Linked DNA regions of Homo sapiens: region 1 is linked to region 2. A link is an interaction called in ENCODE POLR2A ChIA-PET data of the cell type or tissue named here. Cell type or tissue: endothelial cell of umbilical vein. All regions are shown on one strand. Each heading gives the region's core, and the rest is flanking DNA. Links, peaks and the distances in the headings are about the cores only.

Region 1 (4,398 bases), core at 233-4,232, 67 kb after region 2:
GCTCCTGGCCCAGGATCCCCCCACAACCTCTCACTGCTCTGTTCCCCTCTGGCACTGAAGGAAAATGGTGTAAAGGAAAATGATGTTTTCAGCATGGTCCCAAATGGTTCAGAAACTAAATGTCTGCCTATATTAGAATATTATTTAAATTATAATTTTTAATATTCATAACATCATTTAACATAATTATATTAAGATATATTTAACATAATTATTTGTAACTATATTAAGATATATTTAACATAACTATAATTATATTAAGATATATTTAACATATAATAATACTTTAGAGAGAGAGAGGTAGAAGGAATAATAAAGCAAATGGAACAAAATGTGGCCAGTTGGTGGATCTGGGTGAGGAACATATGAGAGCTCCTTGGACTCATCTTGGAAACTTTCTCCAAGTTTGAAATCACATGAAAATAATAAGCTACCCCAAAACTACATAAAAAACTGGAATGTTATTAACAAAAAATATCAGTAACACTTATCTTTCGGTGGTAGGATCACACTTGATTTTAATTTCATCTTCCTGCAGACAAGTGTTTTCTCAAGTTGTCCACAACACGCATGTGTAACAATGTCAGTGCTTCATTGGACAGTCTGAACTCAGTGGGGTGTAGACATGAAACTGCCTTTAAAAAGCCCTCACTGCAGCTGGGCAGCACTTTTCAGTTCCTCGATGGCATCTTGGAAAATCTCAAAACTCCCTGAGTACCTGTTAGTATGAAAACATCTGGTCTAGATTTCAGTGTTTATTTCCAATCTAACGGAGAGCTCATCTCCTTGCCCTGGTCTTTGCCTGGCCTAGGCTGGAAGGAGGTGGGAGGGGAAGGAGATGGCATGTTCTGCTTTTACCCTCCTCTGCTCACCTCTGCCTCTGAGTGGTCAAGGTCAGGACAGAGGGTAGAGGTAGTAGAGGAAAGGAGACTACATTCTCTCATCCACCTGAAGCTGTTGAAGTTTCCCAGTTGGCTGGGATGCCTCTGGTAGCCAGAGTCCAAGGGCCACTCCTCCTGGGGGCCAAATGTGAGTTCTTCAGGAGGCCCTGGAGGGAGCTTACCACTACACATCCCCCTGGCACGCAAGATCCTCCTGCCCCAGCACCCCCCACGGCCTCTCCCCACTCTGGTCCCCTTGCCCAGCAGGCAGTGTACTCTGGAGGTCCCGCAGGGCAAAAGTCTGGAACTGACTCCACATCACCCTCCCGACCCCACCATTCTGGATCCTCTTGTAGCATTTCCCCACTCAATGAATGGCACCCCTTCCTCCCCTATCATTCTTCCCACCTCCCCTCCCTTGCTCATGCACAATCACCAAGTCCTTTCTAGTCTATCTCCTGAATATTCCCCCAGACCAATAGTTTTTCCAAACTTATTTTTAGAAATAGGCTTTTCCTTCTCAAACAGAAACTTGCGTGGTACCCTAACACACAGAACATATCAAAGTAGAGCCACCCGGGTTAAAGGGAGAAGGGGAAGGTAGAGACGGCAGGTGGAAATTCCCCCACTGGCCACCCTCCAGCCACACACTGGTTCCTGGAATCCCTCTCAACACAAAAAACTCCAGGGGTCACGGTGGTGAGAGTGTGCTCCAATCCATCCACTTTTCCCATCACCTTGCCTCTGCCTGGATGTAGGCCAGCATTATCATGGTGCAGGGCATGGCCACGTTCTTTACTGAACCACAGTCTCCATTCTGTAGCCAGAGTGGTCTTCTCAAATGAGAAATAAAATAGTACAATAGTCTTCCCTTATCCACAGAGGATACATTCCAAGACCCCCCAGTGGATGTCCTGAACCCTACGTACACCATGTTTTTTCCTATACATACAAACCTACCTAGGATAAAGTTTAATTTATAAATTAGGCACAGTAAGAGAGTAACAACAACAACTAACACCAAAACAGAACAAGTAACACAATACACTGTCCACGATTTCACAAACAGAAGATTCATTCTTACCATAGATCTTAGCAACCTCAGCATATGATTTCTTTTTCTTTCCTTATTACATTGAGAACTTTCAGCTTTTCGCTTACAGGAAGCACTTTGCAGCCTCTTTCTGGCATGTCGGAATCACCAGCGTCGCTACTCTTGCACTTTGGGGCCATCGGGAAGTAAAATAAGGGTTGCTTGAACACAAGCACTGTGCCGCTATGACAGTCAATCTGATAACCCAGACGGCTGCTAAGTGATGGGTGGGTTGAGTCATGTCTACAGCAGGAATACGATGGACAAAAGGATGATTCACATCCCGGGCAGGATGGAGCTGGGTGGCGCGAGATTTCATCACACTACTAAGAACGGCATGCAATTCAAAACGTATCAGTTGTTTATTTATGGAATTTTTCACTGAATATTGTTGGACCTCACTGAACCATGGGTAACTGAAACCACAGATAAGGGAGGACTACTTTATATCATTCCCTTGCTTAAGCTGCTCCTCATTTTGGGGGATAAAGTTGACACCCCCCCTGAACGTGGTGTAAAAGTCCCTTCATATTCTACCCTCTGCCAGACTGCTGTCTGGGGATCCCCCACCCCCCCGCCCCACATCCCAAAATTTCATATGCTGACATCCTAAACCCCAACGTGATGGTATTAAGAGGTAGGGCCTTTGGGAAATAATTAGGTCATGAGGACTCCACCCTCACAAATAGGATTAGTGCCCTTATCAAAAAGGCCCAAGAAAGCTCACTTGCCTTTTCAACACAGTAAGAAGCCTTCTGTGAATCAGAGAGTGGGCTCTCACCAGACACTGAATCTGCTGGTGTCTTGGTCTTGGACTTTCCAGCCTTTAGAACTGTAAGAAATAAATTTCTGGGCTGGGCATGGTGGCTTACGCCTGCAATCCCAGTACTTTGGGAGGCCGAGGTGGGTGGATCACGAGGTCAGGAGATCGAGACCATCCTGGCTAACACAGTGAAACCCCGTCTCTACTAAAAATACAAAAATATTAGCTGGGCGTGGTGATGGGCACCTGTAGTCCCAGCTACTCGGGAGGCTGAGGCAGGAGAATGGCTTGAGCCTGGGAGGCAGAGCTTGAAGTGAGCTGAGATGGTGCCACTGCACTCCAGCCTGGGCAACAGAGCGATACTCCGTCTCAAAAAAAAAAAAGGAAATTTCTGTTGCTTATTAACCATCCAGTTTATGGCATTTTTGCTATTGCAGCCCAAATGGGCTAAGACAGCCCCTCCAGTCTCAGTCTCAGCTTCCTTCACACCAAATTTGTTCCAATGTCCACAACACATGATGATCTCTGACTCCAGATCTTTAGACACATCTTTCTCTCCTCCTGCTGTCCCTCCCTCTACACGTTCCCCGGCCCCCTTTCCTTGACCTGGAGATGCCCCTTAGGCTTCTAGTCCCACAAGAGAATGGACTGAATGGGAGGAGGTTATCGATGGGCCTGGGTCATGCAAATGGGATTTGGAGTCTACAGAAGGTCCCAAATGAAGACAGGAAAGAAACCACTTTGGATTTGTTTATAAACTGGATGTTCAAAAGTCAGGCACCAGAGATCATTTGAGCTGCTCTGGAACATCTCCCTTAATCCCCAAAGGCCAGTCCATCTGCCTGGGGTTTTCTGTACCTAGTTCCAAAAAGAGTCACACCAGCAGGGTTCTGGAGGCTATCTAGAGATGCTTTTGGAGCTTGTCCTTCTAAAACTCACGTCCTCTAAGGAGTTACTTGTCAGCAGAGGTGAATTCACATAATTGAGGAGTTTTTTCTAAGAAAACAAAGTCACAAATAGAAACTTTGGTGCAGGGCCTTGGGAGAGGCCTTAGGCAGACAGGGGGCCCTGAAACTTAGCTTCATTGGCTTCCTGGTCAATCCAGCTCTCCTGGTCAGAGGCTGGAATCAGGACAGCAGCTGCAGCATGTTTCCCATTTTCAGGGTGATTCTGGTATCACTGTGGGGTGTGGGAGTCCGGAGTCAGGCAGGCTTGGGACCCAGTACAGGCTTTGTCTCACCAGCTGTGTACCTTCTGGAAGGTTACTTCAATCCTTTGCACTTCAGTTTCCTCTGAAGGGTCGTTATTCTAAAAGGTCTTGGCATCTAAAAGGTTCCCTGTTTACCCTTCCAGAAAAGCAGCCTTACAACATTCAGAATTCATCAAATGACTCCAGCCCCTTTTGCAACTACAAGGACAAAACCAAGTGCTTAGTGTGATGGGGGAAAATGTTTTTGTAGCTTAAGGATCCCTTTCACAAAGTGTCATTTAACTTTTTACCACACACTTGGGAAAAGTGCACTCAACTGGGTTGGAAAGTTCCTTTGCTTGTCTTAAGAGGAGTTCTACGGTGACTGTGTTGATGCTGCATGGCCTGGGTGAGGAAGAGCACTGGCCAAGACCTGCAGCTGCCTGAGCTGTCCCACTCTGTCGCAATTCTG
Region 2 (4,398 bases), core at 187-4,186:
TCTAAGACATACCCCTAGCCATTAAGGATCCCTGGATCCCCAGAGCAGATACTTGGAGGACTGGACCTCTGACCTTTGGGGCCAGCCCTAGTAAATAGCCATCTGCCTTCAGCCTCGAGATAGGAATTTTTTGTGGGCTGTCACTGTGGACTGACACAGTGCCTTGGTTGCTACACGGATTTATCCCATTCTGTGTAAAACATGCTTCCTCTTTTAGGCTTGTTCAGATCCTGGCCTTTCGTGATTTTGTTCTTTTATTCTACTCACTAGGCTGGCTCTAACCCCTGTCTACCGTGTTCAATCCTAAGAAATACATACAAGAAAGCTCAGTTTTATTTAAGTTGTGATATTTGAGTCTGGCAACCATAGCTTATTCGTAGATGTTTCTACTATTTATTTGTATCCTCTTTCTTACTTAGTTTATTGCATTTGCACATACATTTTAAAAATAGGAAAAAATAATTTAAGCCATAATTTTACTTGTTTATTTATTTGGTTTGAGACAAGATCTCACTGTCACCCAGGCCGGAGTGCAGTGGCTCAGTCACAATCACGATTCACTGCAGCCTTGACCTCCTGGGCTCACGAGATCCTCCTGCCTCAGCCTCCCAAGTAGCTGGGACCACAGACATATGTCACCATACCCAGCTAATTTTTTTCATTATTTGTAGATGGGTTCTCCCCATGTCACCCAGACTGGTCCTAAACTCCTGAGCTTAAGCAGTCCTCTCACCTCAGCCTCTTAGAGTGCTGGGATTACAGGTGTGAGCCACTGTGCCTGGCCTAAGATGTGATATTTTAATAATAGAAATTTATAATTTTTAAAAGGCTCTGTTATGGTTATGTGCTAGTCTGTGGTCTCTGTTATGGAAGCTAAGTAAAAGCCCAACCCTAAAGAACCAGCTTCTTTGAAGGACTGGCTACATGAGATGAAGGATTCTAGTACCTAGTGTATTTCCTGTACTATAGCTGATTCATAGTAAGATTAAGTTCCTTTCCTTTCCATAAATGAGATAGTCTAATAAATGGAATTATTCAGGATTATCAATTTGTAGGCCAAAGTGTACTTCCTCATGTGTTTACATTAAATTTATCTGAACTTTGTAAAAAGTAAACTAAAATGGTTAGAAGGGGCACATAATTTTCTTCATAATTTTAAAAGGAGTATTGCTATTTTCTTCCCTTTAAGTATATTGTTTTTACTGGATTTACCTTGCATTTATTGACTGTGTTACTGAAGCACCCCATTTGATTTTTCAGTGTCTGAATTTTGTACTCTTTGTTTTGCCTTCTTGGTGTTTTTACATTGTCCACATGTTATTTTACATTCAGAATGTCTGGGGAAACTTCCCTTCCTTGTTCCTATGAGCTTTCAGAGGATATTTATTTTCTGTTTACTCTTTGCCCTAGTAACTTATGCTCATCCTTATTTTGGGGCAGTGACCCCCTTATTCGTAGATTACATGTCTGACGACTATTGGGATATTTCACTCTCTTAAAAGACTTTGCAGTAATACTGCCTCTGAGAGGCACTGGACACATTCATTGTTTTTCTTGAATAGACCACGTATCCCCATGTCCTCTCTTTTTTTTTTATTGTGACAACTAGATTAATCCAGAAGACAACAGTTTGCTTCTTTTCTTTCAGGGAGAAGCAAATCGTGAGCATTTGTTCTTCCACTTTTCTTTCTCTAATTTCCCAAGTGGGGGTCAAAATCTCATGGCAGCCACCCTCTACTTCATGCCCACAGGTCAACTACAAACTCAACACAGAGAACTACAAATGTTCCAAAGCAATTATTATTTTCTTCATTATAATTGAACCTTGCTGTATGCCACACACTGTACTAAGGATTTTACATTGATTATCTCATTTAATCCTCCCAAAAGCCCTGTTTATTAGGATACTCTTTTTATTCTCATCTTCACATGAGGGAAACTGAAGCTTAGAGAAGTTAATTAATTTGCCCAAGGCCATACAGTTAGGAAGCAGTGAGGTCAGAATTCAGATCACTGCCTCAGAGACAATGCTGGATCTTCACTTGTGGGAATCCAAGAAATCCTGTTTATCTGAGCAGAGTAATTTGTTTCTAGAATTGTTTTATCCTTTATCCATATTAGTTAAAAAAAATTTTTGATACCTATGCTTATATAGATATATGAATTTTTGTGCTGTTTTATATACATTATGAAGCACAAAATAGAAGTTATTTAAAAATTAAGATGAAAATCAAATACCTAATTTTATTTGTATTTGATGAAGATACATACAGTATGTACATATAATTATAGATAATATTGATTTGTGATTGTGGCTTATAATTATTTTAGTTACCTAATACTATGTAACATATTGCTTCAAAATTTAGTGGCTTGAAACAACACTTATTTTTCATAGTTCCCTTGGTCTGGAATTTGGAAGCGTTCAGCATCGTGTCTCTCAAGTAGTGGTAGTCATACATCACCTTGGGCGGTAGCCATCTGAAGGTTTAACTGTACTTCCAAACATGGGCTCACAAGTTGGTGCTGGCTGGGGAATCTCAGTTCCTCTCTACATGACTGTTTGAGTGTCCTGCATGGTGATTGGCTGCAGCCAGCATTCCAAAACACTAAGGCAGAAGCTATAATGCCTTTTGTGAACTAGCCTTGGGAATCACACATCATCCTTTCCACAGTGTTCTGTTGGTCACACAGGCCAGCCATGACTCACTGTTGGAGAGAGCTGCACAGGAATGTGAATATCAGGAGGCAAGGATGATTGGAGCCATCTTGGAGGCTGGCTACCACAATAATGCTTCCTTCTTTTTGAAGGTCTTGCCTGAACACTTTGTGATATAGCCATTCCAAGGTCGGCTTCTAGGTTCCATTTGTTAAAACACTTGATTTTAATGACCATTATCACTGGAAAAGGCACCTCACAAAATTGCATAGTCCAAAGGGAAGAATGATTCGTTGGCTTCCTTTACTAAGTCACGTTATCCATTTTAGTATTCCATTTTCCCAATTATTAAAAGGTTTTGGTAAAATGTATATAGTGAACATCTAGTTTTCCTGATGGCAGTCCATTTTTCTTACACTAATTAGAAGGTTTGTTAATTCTTATATCTTTATTGAACTATCCATTTGGTGATTTTAAGAACAGGTTAAGAAAATCACCTTCCAAATTGTAAGAGGTTTTTATACATTATACATGAAGTATTTATGTTATCTTTGGCAACCAAATAGCTGTCAGCGGCAACATTTTCAAACACCTAATTTCAAAATGTTGTCTCCATGTTTCAAATTTCTTTTGAAAAAAAAAAAAAAACTTTTCTTATTGTTAAACTGTTACCTTTATTTTACCTTGAAGAGACAGATTTAAGTGTGTATATATTTTTTCAGAAATATTTGTTGGGATCTCATCTTGGTGATAACCATTGTTTTTACTTTATAATTTGTTTGATGGAGAGCTGACAAAAAGCTTTGCCATTTCTTTTTTTATTATTCCCATGTGCTTATGTTATTAGTATTATAGTATTATCAGTGATATCTTTGCAGGAATCCTTTTAAGCCAGGTTTAAAATTCTGTGAAGGCTTAGTTAACACTAGATAATATCTGAAAATCCACTTAATTAGACAAAAAAAAAATTACAGTATGCCAAAAAGGAACAAATGAAGGTGCCTCTGTCAACCCTGGACACAGTGAAATCCCACTTTCCGTCTTCCCTTGGGATTCTTTGCATTCCATATGTGGCTTTTGATCACCTGACCTACAAGTGTGCTGACATCCATCCGCAGAGCATGGGCTCTCTGGCTGGCTGCCCAGCTTCTAAACCAGGTTCTGCCACTTAGTTAGTCTGGGACCTTGAACACAAGTTTATTAGTTTCTCTATACCTGTTTCCTCATCTATAAAATGAGAACAATCATCATACCGCCTCATCGTTAATGAGCTCATATATGTAAAGTGCTTGTCTGGCACATTGTTAGTGCTATGAAATGTTAGTTATTATTAGAACTTTATTTCAAAAATAAATAGGTATAGAAGTTCTAATATTCCTGCTCCCAGTTAATCGACTTTTATAAGGCATGTTGAAAATCATTGCATTGCAGAAAGTTCCTGTGATTTTGTTTGTTTGACATGCTGAAAACCAAGCATTGAGGAATTGCTAAGTCTTTTCTTCAAATGTAGAATTGAAACAAGACTGCATAAAAACGTCTTTAAGACCAAGGTTTCTGCTAAGGCAGCTGCAAGAGACTTCCTTGGACCTGCCTTGAGGGAGCAGTAGCAGTTGAGTATGTGGAAAGGGGGTGAAAAAGCAGCTAAACCCAAGATGTAGGTCACAGTCCCTATCCCTACTCTCAACTCCCAGGAAAAAGCAATTATATATGAAAAATACATGCAGAACACAATGCAGAAG

What was found. ChIA-PET counts read pairs that join two places held together with the same protein. Peaks named below come from ENCODE experiments on the same cell type or tissue, not always from the same donor. Only the 100,000 strongest peaks of a DNase experiment are listed, where the experiment ranks them.
Region 1: POLR2A ChIA-PET joins it to region 2 with 7 read pairs; 2 of 35 experiments call an interaction of 5 or more read pairs at or near these places.

The regions. Positions count from the first base shown.
Region 1 is chr15:82,091,802-82,096,199 of GRCh38, reverse strand. LINC01583 (long intergenic non-protein coding RNA 1583) reads right to left here. Exons shown (of 6, transcript NR_120367.1): 2 at 3,596-4,398; 3 at 2,706-2,806; 4 at 1,966-2,217; 5 at 1-718. Among named protein-coding and RNA genes, the nearest start is that of LINC01583, 5.4 kb to the right of the region's middle. In endothelial cell of umbilical vein, for the core only: no CTCF peak of the experiment used is centred there; a DNase peak (open chromatin) is centred at 2,229; H3K27ac peaks cover 1,110 bases.
Region 2 is chr15:82,158,382-82,162,779 of GRCh38, reverse strand. All of the region lies in intron 16 of EFL1 (elongation factor like GTPase 1), which reads left to right. Among named protein-coding and RNA genes, the nearest start is that of LINC01583, 72 kb to the right of the region's middle. In endothelial cell of umbilical vein, for the core only: no CTCF peak of the experiment used is centred there; no DNase peak of the experiment used is centred there.